Regions from separate parts of the Homo sapiens genome. Here regions 1 and 2 are each linked to region 3. The links are chromatin loops, found by intact Hi-C in ENCODE. Cell type or tissue: Calu3. All regions are shown on one strand. Region 1 overlaps PRAMEF20 (PRAME family member 20). Region 2 has its middle 260 kb from the start of PRDM2. Region 3 has its middle 9.7 kb from the start of PRAMEF14.

What was found. Hi-C counts contacts between places; a loop is a spot of excess contacts. Peaks named below come from ENCODE experiments on the same cell type or tissue, not always from the same donor. Only the 100,000 strongest peaks of a DNase experiment are listed, where the experiment ranks them.
Region 1: a loop joins it to region 3, with 12 times the contacts of the local background. A loop is called at or near these places in 11 of 110 quality-filtered maps.
Region 2: it touches region 3 in a loop (19-fold over the local background); 9 of 110 quality-filtered maps call a loop at or near these places.

What each region holds. Positions count from the first base shown.
Region 1 is chr1:13,420,506-13,424,505 of GRCh38, reverse strand. PRAMEF20 (PRAME family member 20) reads right to left here. Exons shown (of 4, transcript NM_001099852.2): 4 at 3,178-3,809. The coding sequence ends at 3,248. Among named protein-coding and RNA genes, the nearest start is that of PRAMEF20, 12 kb to the right of the region's middle. In Calu3, a CTCF peak has its summit at 1,740 (motif pointing right); a DNase peak (open chromatin) is centred at 1,785.
Region 2 is chr1:13,958,590-13,962,589 of GRCh38, reverse strand. It overlaps a transcript of KAZN not described here. Among named protein-coding and RNA genes, the nearest start is that of PRDM2, 260 kb to the right of the region's middle. In Calu3, a CTCF peak has its summit at 2,015 (motif pointing right); a DNase peak (open chromatin) is centred at 2,019.
Region 3 is chr1:13,354,788-13,358,787 of GRCh38, reverse strand. No RefSeq gene overlaps it. Among named protein-coding and RNA genes, the nearest start is that of PRAMEF14, 9.7 kb to the right of the region's middle. In Calu3, no CTCF peak of the experiment used is centred here; a DNase peak (open chromatin) is centred at 1,817.

The DNA.
Region 1 (4,000 bases), 66 kb before region 3:
CCGTAGGGGTGCTGTGTGTTGAAGGAGGAAGGGGGTAGATGAGAACTCTGCACTTTCTGTTTAGTTTTTCTGTGAACCTAAAACTTCTATTAAAAAAAAAAAAAATAGGCTGGGTGTGCTGGCTCATGCCTGAAATCCCAGCACTTTAGGAGGCCGAGACAGGTGGATCACTTGAGATCAGGAGTTTGAGATCAGCCTGGCTAACATGGTGAAACCCCGTCTCTACTAAAAATACAAAAAATTAGCCGGGCATTGTGGTGGGCACCTGTAGTCCCAGCGACTCTGGAGGCTGAGGCAGGAGAATTGCTTGAACCTGGTAGGCAGAAGTTGCAGTGAGCAGAGATCGCACCATTGCCTCCAGCCTGGGCAACAAGAGTGAAACTCCATCTCAAAAAAAAAATAAATAAAATAAAATAAATAAAAATATAAATAAATAATAATAGGCCGGGCATGGTGGCTCACACCTGTAGTCCTAGCACTTTGGGAGGCCGAGGCAGGTGGATCACCTGAGGTCCGGGGTCCGAGACCAGCCTGGCCAACTTGGCAAAGCCCTGTCTCTACTAAAAATAAAAATAACAATAATAATACAAAACTTAGCCAGGCGTGGTGGCTCATGCCTGTAATCCCAACTACTTGGGAGGCTGAGGCAGTAGAATCGCTTGAACCCTGGAGGCGGAGGTTGCAGTGAGCCGAGATCGTGCCACTGTGCTCCAGCCTGGGCGACAGAGTGAAACTCGTTCTCAAAAATAAATAAATAAACAAACTGAAGCCTGGGCACAGTGGCTCACACCTGTAATCCCAGCACTTTGGGAGGCACAGGCAGGTGGATCGCTTGAGCCCAGAAGTTCAAGACCGGCCTGGGCAACATGGTGAAACCTGGTCTCTACTAAAAATACAAAAATAAGCCAGGCATGATGGTTCATGCCTGTTGTTCCAGCTACCAGGTGGGCTGAGACAGGAAGATCACGTGAGCCTTGGGAGGTTGAGGCTGCAGTGAGCCGTGATCATGCCACTGCACTCCAGCCTGGACGAGAGTGAGACCTGGTCTCAAAATAAAATAAAATAAAATAAACTCAATACTTAAAAAAACCTGTAATGCTTCCTTCCAATGCTAAAATTGTACTATTCTAAGTATATTTAAAGAACAAGCGATTCTTGTTCAGTGTTTTTAAAATTAGTTTTAAAAATCTCATTCTTTTTGAAAATCCAAACTAAGTTAACCATTCTTTCATTCTTTTTTTTTTTTTTTTGAGACGGAGTCTCGCTCTTGTTGCCCAGGCTGTAGTGCAATGGCGCGATCTCAGCTCACCGCAACCTCCGCCTCCCGGGTTCAAGTGATTCTCCTGCCTCAGCCGCCTTACAGACATGCACCACCACGCCCGGCTAATTTTGTATTTTTTAGTAGAGACAGGGTTTCCCCATGTTGCCAGGCTAGTCTCGAACTCCTGACCTCAGTTGATCCGCCTGCCTCGGCCTCCCAAAGTGCTGGGATTTCAGGCATGAGCCACTGCGCCCGGCCTGTTTTTTTTTTCCTGAGACGGAGTCTTGCTCTGTTGCCACTGCTCCCAGCTGTTAACCATTCTTAAAATATCACACTGCATTCTTTAAAAGTTCTATATCTTTAATATACATAAATGACAACACAAATATTTGTACTCAAATAGTATTTACATAATAGTAAAATTTTTAATATACCATAAAATATAATCCTTGCAACACTAAATTACACCATCTGGTCTCATCTACCAGCAGATGGCAGTCGAGACCCATGGACTGGAAATTTTGATTTTATAATCACTGGAAATGAATCCAGTCCTGCACTGCCCAGCCCGTCCCCTGCTGGCTCCTGGGGCTCTGCTGTTTGGGGGAATCATGATGAAATTGTGGCGGCGTGTAGAAGCTGAGCCCCATTGCATGTCCTGGGTTCTTGTTGCCTCCCTGTTACCAGGAAATGGAGGTGAGATTAAAAGATGAAAAATGCGGCTGGGCGCGGTGGCTCACGCCTGTAATCCCAGCACTTTGGGATGCCGAGCAGGGAGGATCACGAGGTCAGGAGATCGAGACCATCCTGGCCAACATGGTGAAACCCCGTCTCTACTAAAAATACAAATATTAGCGGGGCGTGGTGGCGCGCGCCTGTAGTCCTAGCTGCTCGGGAGCACGAGGCAGGAGAATCGCTTGAACCCGAGAGGCGGAGGTTGCAGTGAGCCAAGATTGCACCACTGCACTCCAGCCTGGTGAAGAGCAAGGCTTTGTCTTAAAAAAAAAAAAAAAAAGAAAGAAAGATGAAAAATGCTGGGACTTCTGCTGAGAAGAGAGAAAAGAACAAGGTGTATTGATCTTACTTATGCCAGGCCCCATGCCAAGCCCTAAACATGGACCATCTTATCGGATCCTACAAGGGTCCCATAAGCTGTTGGACACTACCATCCTGATTTTACAGGGAAACTGAGGCTCTTGGCTAAGATCCCTGGCAGCAACACCAGCCCCTGAATCCTCAGCAGGATCCTTCACTTAGGTGCCCTTTAAGTAGGTTTCTTCAACACAGGGAAGGTCACTCATCACCCACAGGCACTTGATCGTTATCCACCCTTTGATGATGTGAGATTCCAAAACACTCTGCACTAGTCTCTTCCTTGATAGAGAGAGAGGGTAGGTGTTATGAGAAAATCTCTCATCAATCTGAGCTAGCTCCCCAAAAAGATGTAACTTTTTTTTTCTTGAGACAGATTGTTTTTATTTACTTTTTTGAGACAGATTCTCGCTCTGTCGTCAGACTGGAGTGCAGTGGCATGATCTCGGCTCACTGCACCCTCTGCCTCCCGGGTTCAAGCGATTCTCCTGCCTCAGCCTCCTGAGTGGCTGGGACTACGGGCATGCGCCACCACGCCCAGCTAATTTTTGTATTTTTAATAGAGACGGGGTTTCACCATGTTGGCCAGGATGGTCTCGATCTCTTGACCTCGTGAGCCACCCCCCCGCCTCAGCCTCCTGAAGTGCTAAGATTACAGGTGTGAGCCACCGTGCACAGCCTAGATGTAACTTTTAAAATGTGGGATTGAAATATTTAAAAAGTGTTATGGCGGGTGCGTCTGAGGCAGGAGAAGCGCTTGCACTCAGGAGGCAGAGGTTGCAATGAGTCAGGATTGTGCCACTGAACTCCAGCCTGGGCGCAAAAAGACCTAGGTTTTAGTTTTCAAGTGTTCAGAAAAAAGAGTTTGATATATCCACCCAAATAGGCAGGCATTCAACAGCAACACCGATCTACCTCCAGGTCGTAAAGTGACCTGTTGCCACACTGAGGGCAGTAGTCGGTACAGAACAAGATCCTCTCGGGCTCCCTTAAGGCCCTCACTCTCCCCATCAGCTCAGCCCCAAGTTGGGCAAATCTGCTCCGGCAGACGATACCACGAACATCATAACTCTCCCGCGGGGCAGGATACAGCTCCAGGCATAAGTTGTTGAGTCTGATTGTGTGGCACAGCAGGTTCTCCAGGGTGGCCGTGGAGATGGGATTTCCACGGAAGCTGAAGGTGGTGAGCTCAAAGCAGCGGCTCAGGGCAGGCAGGATGGCGTTGACTTGGGAGTCTACGATGCCACAGTCATCTAAGTCCAGGTACTCAAGGGTGGCTGCAACTTTTTCTAGGAGAACTTGGAGCGGCACAAGGCTGAAATTGGCCAGTCTGGTGCCACTCAGGTCCAGGGTCTTTAGTTGACCAATGCTCGGGTACTTGGACAGATGCTTCAAGTCTGATTCCAAAAGCACACAGTTAGTTATTGCGAGGATGTTTAACGAGGTCTTTAGACAGCTGGGGAGAGAGAGCAGGAAGTTAGTTCTGGGGAATCGTAGGGGTGAGTGGAGGGTGGTAGGGAATGACTTCAAAGTGATGGATGGAGACCATTTTGCCCAAGCCCAGGGTCATTCTGATTGTCTGATAGTCAACACTTAGGATGCTGCGTGATGAAGAGCTTTGCCACTGAGGTCAATTCCATTTTAGGC
Region 2 (4,000 bases), 600 kb before region 3:
CAAGACTCCATCTCAAAAAGAAAAAAGAAAATGGGTAGCATAAGGCCTATCACCCGGGGTTGTTGGGAAAGTAAACAAGAAATGATGCAAGTGAGAGCCTCTGAGGATGCCTGGCCCCAGAGAGCCCCACATGGTGTCAGGGCACCTGAGTCAGGAGCTCACCTCCTCCACCCCTCCACTGTGTGGACAAAGTTGCTCAGCATTCTGAGAAGGTGTTGCCTTCATCCTCAAGGCCAAAATCAGCCCCACCAGAGATAGGGACAAGGTATTGTTAAGGCCCCTTGTGAGAGTCACCTCCCCCAACTCTCTGGCCTCACCTCCTGCTCCGCCCCGACCCCCCTACTGCACCTGTAGCCACATCTGCCTCCTCACTGTCCCTCAAGTACCCAGCCCAGAGCCCCGGCACAGGCTGTTCCCACAGCTCAGAATGTTCTTCCCAGATATCCACACAGCTCACCTCCCTGCATCCACTTCTCCAAGTGTGAAGCACAACAGGAAAAAGAGGACAAATGTTCGTTCCTGCATGGCCAACGCTCCAGCCAGCAAGAAGCACCTAGGATCTATGCTGAGGTGAGAAGGATGCATAGGAGCTCACGCGGTGAGAAGGATAGAGGAAATGATCCCAGGCAAAGGGAACAGGTGCAAAGGCCCTGAGGGTGCAAGAGGGCAGGGCCACGTTCAAATAGGATCAGAGGGATGGACTGCCAATCAATTCTGACATTCACATTCAATATGACCTTACTGTATTGAAGCATTTCCAAGTGTGCTGGGGACAGAGGATAAAGAGAATTAGACGTGGATCCTGGCTGCTAATTCCTCCCTCCCAACTTTCAGTCCATCCCAGAGAATCTCAAGGTGAGGTCAGGTATGGTCCTTGTCTGAGTCCCTGTGGGCTACTATAACAAAGTAGTAGAAAATTGTTACTTCAATGTCACCCTGAGTGACTGCCTCTAGAATCTTTGACTCTCAAACATGAAAACATCTACTTGTACCACTGTATGTATTAACTTCTGGATAATTGCAGTGGAGAAAGAGACAGAGAGAAAGGGAACAAACCAATTGCACCCCTACAAGGCACCTTGGGCCTTCATTAAATATCATCAAGGCATCCCAGCCCAGCCCAAACAAAATGACTCCCATCCACCACTCCACTCCTGACCCTCTTGCTGTGGCTTTACTTTTCTCTGTGACATTTATGATCACCTGTTTATGGTCTGTCTCTCCTCACTAGAATGCAAACATCATGAGGTCAGGAATTTGTACATGTGCATGTGTGTGTGTATACGTGTGTCTGTCTGTCTGTTCTGGTTTATGGTTTATTCTTTGAGTGCAGTTTATGGTTTATTCTTTGAGTGCAGTAGAAGTCAAGTTCCTTTTGTTCAACACACAGAGACTCCACACACACGCGAACCCCAGGAATGAAATCATTACACTACATTATAAGTTGGAAGAAGAGGGTGGGGGCAGGAGAGGGAAAAGGGAGGTGGGAAAAAGGGGCTCAGCCCCTAATGTAGGGGAGAAGGAATGCAGGAACGTTGTCTCTTTTATTCTTTGCTTTCTTCTCAGCACCTAGAATGTGCCTGGCATACAGTAGATGCTCAATAAATATTTGATCAAATGAATGAATGAGTAACTGTCCCCTTCTCAGCCAGGGACACAGTGCCTGCAAAAGATGTTACCAACTGAACCTGGATGACAGAGCCACACAGCCCCCTGTCCTGAAGCCCCAGGTCCTGAAGCCCCAGGAGAGGGGAGCTGGATGGAGCTGAGGCCAGGGTTTTCCGAAGGCCTGGACAGAACACAGGAGCACAGACTCCCAGTAGCCCCCAGCCACTGACCAAGCCCTGACAGTCCGCCTTTGGAAACTTATCCTTCCTCGTGTCCTGGGAGACACTAGCCCAAGTAGGACCCGAATGAGGCCTTAGCAAATACAAGCCGATTTGGGAAATCATCCTGAGGTTTGGTCTCCCGGCGTCAATGTGATGCATTCATGCCATTCATGCTTTGACCACCAGAGGTCACTGTGGCTGCACGTAGCGTTCCAAGATGGCCCTGGTTAGGTGTGAGTTTGTGGTTCTGATTTCACCTTCATCTCTGTGGCCCGGCAAGTGGGAAAACGGCACCTTCCAAGGACAACTCTGGGACTAGTGCTGGCATTACTAGAACGTACATGACTTAAGGTATGTCCTTATAAAAGCCATAGATACAATCAAACGATCGGCTCTAAAGTTGGGCTGTCCGGGTTAGAATCCCAGTTCTGCCTGCCTGTGTGATGTTGGGCGAAGCTCTCTGCCTCAGTTTCCCCTTCTACAAAATGGGATAATGATAGTGCCGTCCTTGTAGGGATTTTGTGAGGACTAAATGAGTAATGCACACAGAACTTTTAAAACAATGCTTGGCATATACTCAAGAATTGTAGAAGTGAATTATTTATTATTGCTTTTCCTCCATATGGCTAAACATGATTTTTAATGATAAATTCTGTGATTATTTTATTAATGGCTTTTTCCCCATTAGACTGTACCCTTTGTGAAGGCGGGGGTGGGGTTTACATGTTTTTTGGACTTTTTATTATGAAAAACTTCAAATACACATGAAAATAGAAGGAATAGTCTGTATCCGTTTCTATTCATCATTGCCTCCTTCCCCAGCTCCAAATGCAGTGCCCACTGCATTATAGTCCTTCGACAATGAATGGCCATTTATTAGGTGCTATTTATAAGCCACGGAGGGTGTTGGGCAGCAAATCTAAAGAGAGTGAATCAGACCCAGGCCCTGTGCACAAGGAGCTCACAATCTAATGAGAAAGGCTGCCTTAATTTGGTAATTTCCCAGGGTGGAGGTAAATAAATTGAGGGTATGATGTGGACATCTCACCTGGTCAGGTGAGGTTTCCTGAAAGAAGCATCTGTGATCTATAATGAGAACTGAAGGATGCATAGGCGCTCATGTGGTGAGAAGGATGGGGAAATGATCCCATGCAAAGGGAACAAGTGCAAAGGCCCTGAGGGTGCGAGAGGGCAGGGCCATGTTCCAATAGGATCAGAGGGATGGACTGCCAATCAATTCTGACATTCACATTCAATGTGACCTTACTCTATTGAAGCATTTCTAAGTGTGCTGGGGACTGAGGATAAAGAGAATTAGATGTGGATCCTGGCTGCTAATTCCTCCCTGCCAACTTACAGTCCATCCCAGAGCATCTCAAGGTGAGGTCGGGTATGGTCCTTGTCTGAGTTCCTGTGAGCTACTGCAATAGAGATTCTGTACACTGGGTGGCTTATAAACAACAGCTCTGGAGGCTGGGAAGTCTAAGATCAAGGTGGTGGCAGATTTGGTTTTGGTGAGGACCATCTTCTGACTCACAGAAGTGTTTCTCGGCTACATCCTCACCTGGTAGAAAGCGCTAGCTAGCTCTCTGGGGTCTCTTCTGTAAGGGCACTAATTCCTGATCACCTCCCAGGGGCTTCTAGAGGGATCACTTGGGAGACACCTGCAATCACCTGGACATGGTGGAATCAGGGGTTGAGATTCATGATGGTGGGAGTGAAAATGGAAAGCAAGACTGTGGGTGGGCCTAGACCACAGGCATGATCAACAGGGCAGATGCTAACCAGGATGGGTGGGATGGATGTTCACACCTGGCTTTTCTTAGCTGCGGTCAGACCTCACCAATCTAGTAGAGCCTATAATTCTTACCAAGGACCTGAGCAGCCTAGCTCCTGCATTTCTCATCTCTGCCTCCAATTCACTTCCACTCCCGCCTTGGCTCCAGCCACATTGGTCTCCTCTCTGTTCTGAAATCTACCATGCCCTTTGGCTCTTCCAGGTCTGCCTCCCATAGATGTATCTATCTGCCCACAGGGCCTCGTCACCACCAGTTCTCCCAGGCTGGATGATTCCTACCTAACCCCCTAGTCTCTGCTTAAATATGACCCCAGAGAAGCCTTCCCTGATCTGCCCTTCAAATTAGTTTCTCTCCCAATATGTTAATTTTTAA
Region 3 (4,000 bases):
CAGTATCCTGGCCCATTACGTGTTTTAATTTTTTTTTGGAACTCCCATGACAGCAAAACAAGATAATAAATGTCTTTTAACATGGGAAGTACTTTCTCCTGTCTGGCAGGTTGCCCATAGACATGCAAATAAGTATCAACTGTCACATGGACAAACGACAATTTTCCAAATGAAGGTACATGTGTGACATCCATTTGCCATAATGCATTAGGACATAGGCCTCTGGGATTAACTCCTGCCTCCTGAGTGGGCAGGTGTAGGACTTGACACTGGGTGCAATGTTGTACAATATTTTTTGCCTGTTTCCATGTGATATCAAATTTATTTTTTAGTCCTGTTGCATTTACATGAGTGAAAGCATGAAGTTCTTGTGCTTCTATGAATGCAGATGATGCTAGCAAGTCAGCTTGTTCATTTGCTTTAGCTAAAGGCCTTGGTAAATTAGTATGTGCTCATATATGAGTAATATAAAATGGGAAATTTCTTTTTCTTACAATTTGTTGTAACAAATTAAAGGGCTTGTTAAACTGATCATCCATACTATATTTGGTTAGGGCTGTCTCAACATCCTTTGTAGCTGTGCTACATATGCAGAATCTGATTTTCAATGACTCGTTCTTTCGGCCTGGTGTAAACCACTTTTCCATTGCTGGAACCATCAGTAAACACCGTCAGAGCATTTTCTAAAGGTTTATGTCTGGTAATTTTAGGTAAAATTCAAGTAGTCAATTTTAAAAACTGGAAGATTTTTGTTTTTGGGTAATGGTTATCAATAATTCCCACAAAATCAGCAAGAGCAATCTGCCATGCAGCAGAATTGATAAAGCCTTGTCTAAACTCTTCCTTGTTTAAAGGAACAATGATTTTATCTGGGTCACTTCCACACAATTTTATTATTTGTAATCTTGCCTGACCAATTAATGTAGCCATTTGATCCAAGTACAATGTAAAAGTCTTAATCGTACTGTCAGGAAGGAAAGATCACTCCACAAGATCTGTATTTTGAACAATAATGCCTGTTGAGAATGTGCAGTAGCAAAAATCAAAAGTTGGAGTGGGGCGAAGTGATCTATTCTATTTACTTGTGCTGACCGAATTTTTTCTTCAATTAATTCAATTTCTTTAGTTGCCTCTGGAGTTAATGTTCTTTTACTATTCAATTCTGGATCCCCACTCAAGATAGAGAACAAATTTGACATGGCATAAGTAAGGATGCCTAGAGTTGGCCAAATCCAATTAATATCTCCTAGCAATTTATGAAAGTCGTTTAATGTTTTTAATGTGTCTTTTCTTATTTCTATTTTTTGTTGTTTAAATTTTCTTTCCTCTACCCGCATTCCCAAGTAATGGACAGGAGTAGAGGTTTGAATCTTATCAGATGCTATTGTCAGTCCTGCGTTTGCAACCTCTGTCTGCAGAAATGTGTAACAGTCAATTAATGTGTCTCTCGTTTCTGCAGCACACAAAAGATCATCAACATAATGAAAGACATAGTCTGAAAACTTGTCTCTAACTGGTTGAAGAGCTTCAGCTACAAAAATCTGACAAATAGTTGGACTATTAAGCATTCCCTGAGGCAACACTTTCCACTGAAACCTGGTGGCTGGTTCTTTATTATTTATGGCTGGTATAGTAAAAGCAAATTTTTCAAAATCCTGTTTTGCTAGAGGAATGGTAAAAAAGCAACCCTTCAGATCAATTATAATTAAAGGCCAATCTTTGGGGATCATGGCCAGAGAGGGCAACCCAGGTTGGAGAGCCCCCATAGGTTGAATTACAGCGTTGACGGCTCTTAAGTCGGTTAACATGCGCCATCTGCTGGATTTTTTCTGAGTTACAAACACAGGAGAATTCAAGGCGAAAGTGAAGGCTCAATATGTCCCTTTGCTAATTGTTCTTTTGCCCATAAGTGTAAAGCCTCCAGCTTTTGTTTTGGTAGCAGCCACTGATTTACCCATACAGGTTTTTCTGTTTTCCAAGTTAATGGAATGGGTTTTGGAGGCTCTACAGTGGCCACTCCTGAAAAGGATATCCTATTCCTTTTCTTTCTTGATTTCCCTCAGCCTCAATTGGGATTTTAATGCCATCTCCATTTTTCCCTAGTCCTTTGCCAGGGAGATACCCCATTTTAGTCATGATTTTTTGACTCGTGGGGCTGTATAAGGAGGCTGGGATAGTCATCTCTGCATGCCATTGTTGTAACAAGTCTCGGCCCCATAAATTAATTGGAATAGCAGTAATCATAGGTTGAACTGTACTTTCTTGATTATCAGGTCCTAGACAATGTAAAATCATGGTGCTTTGATACACTTTTGAGGCGCTGCCCACACCGACAAGTCCTGTAACAGGCTTTTGTTTAGGCCAATTTTTTGGCCATTGATTTAAGGCGATAATGGAAACATCAGCATCGGTATCCACTAATCCTATAAACTGCTTTCCCTGAATAGTGACTGTACACACAGATCTATTCTCTGAGACCTGACGAGCCCAATGAGTGGCTTTTCCGGCAGAGTTGGTACTTCCAAGCCCTCCTGTCCTTTCCGTTTTATTTTCCCCAATTTTAATATAAGGCAAAAGCAATAATTGAGCAATTCTATTACCTGGATTGGCACTCCAGGGAACAGTGGAGCTGATCACTAACTGAATTTCCCCTTTATAATCTGAATCAATTACCCCAGTATGAATTTGGACTCCCTTCAAATTTAGACTTCATCTCCCTAAAATGAGGCCTACTGTCCCTCCTGGCAGTGGGCCATATACCCCTGTAGGAATCTTTTGCGGGGTCTCTCCAGGGAGTAAAGAAACCTTTTGAGTGGAACATAAATCTACTGCTGTGCTGCCTGCTGTGGCGGGGGACAGCTGTTGTATCGTTGTAATTGGCTGATTCCCTGAAGTGGTGGTATTTGCTGTGGTGGTTGCTGTCCCTGAAAACCCTGAAGAACAAACGGCTGAATCGGGAATGCCCCAGTTTGTTGTTGGGACTGAGGCTGGCCCCTCACCCCTTTTTCCGACAATAGTTGCCCATTTTTATCATATTTAGGACGACATTGATTAGCCCAATGTTTTCCTTTTCCATGTCTTGGACACAGGCCAGGTGGCTCTTTATTTTTACTCTGTTTATTTAAGACTGGGCAGTTCTTTTTTAGATGACCGATTTGACCACAATTATAACATTTCCCCCCAAATGCTCTAACTATCCTCCTAAAGTGACTCCGGTCATTGCTTGAGCCATTAGCATTGCCTTTCGCATAGCTCCTCCAATCCCATCACAAGCTTTCACATATTCTGTAATTACATCAACTCCTGCTGGACCTTTTCCTTTTAATGGCTTTATGGCTGGTTGAAATTCTGGATTTGACTTTTGATAAGCCATTATTTCTACAATAACTTTTTGGGCATTATCATCCGAAACAGATTTTTCAGAGGCATCTTGCAACCTTGCCACAAAGTCTGGATATGGCTCTTTGCAGCCTTGTCTAATTGAATTAGAAGAAGGGCAAGCGGTGCCTGGGCAAGTGGTGCGTGGGGCACCCAGGTGCCTGGGTCCTGAATTTTTTCCCAGTCCCTGAGGCAAAGAGCCCTTAGATGTTCAATACCCTCATTCTGCATTACTGACTGTTGGCCAATTGTGCTCCAATTTGGACCTGTTCCTAGCAATCGATCTGCATCTATATTAACAGCGGGATAAATAGCCTGATTTTTTCGTGCCTGTTCTTGTACTCCATCAATCCACCAGGTTTTAAATTGTAGGAACTGAGAGGGTGAAAGGGAAGATTTAGCCAACATTTCCCAATCATAGGGAATAAGTCTATTTCCATGAGCAATGGGATCTAATAAAGTTCTCATATAAGGGGAGTTGGGTCCATATTGTTTAACTCCTTCCTTCATATCTTTTAACATTTTCATGGTGAAAGATTCATATCTAGCCTCAGTTTGGACAGACGCTCCAGCTTGCCCCCCTTTCCCAGCTGGTATTGGTTGTAAAATTACAAGGAACTGC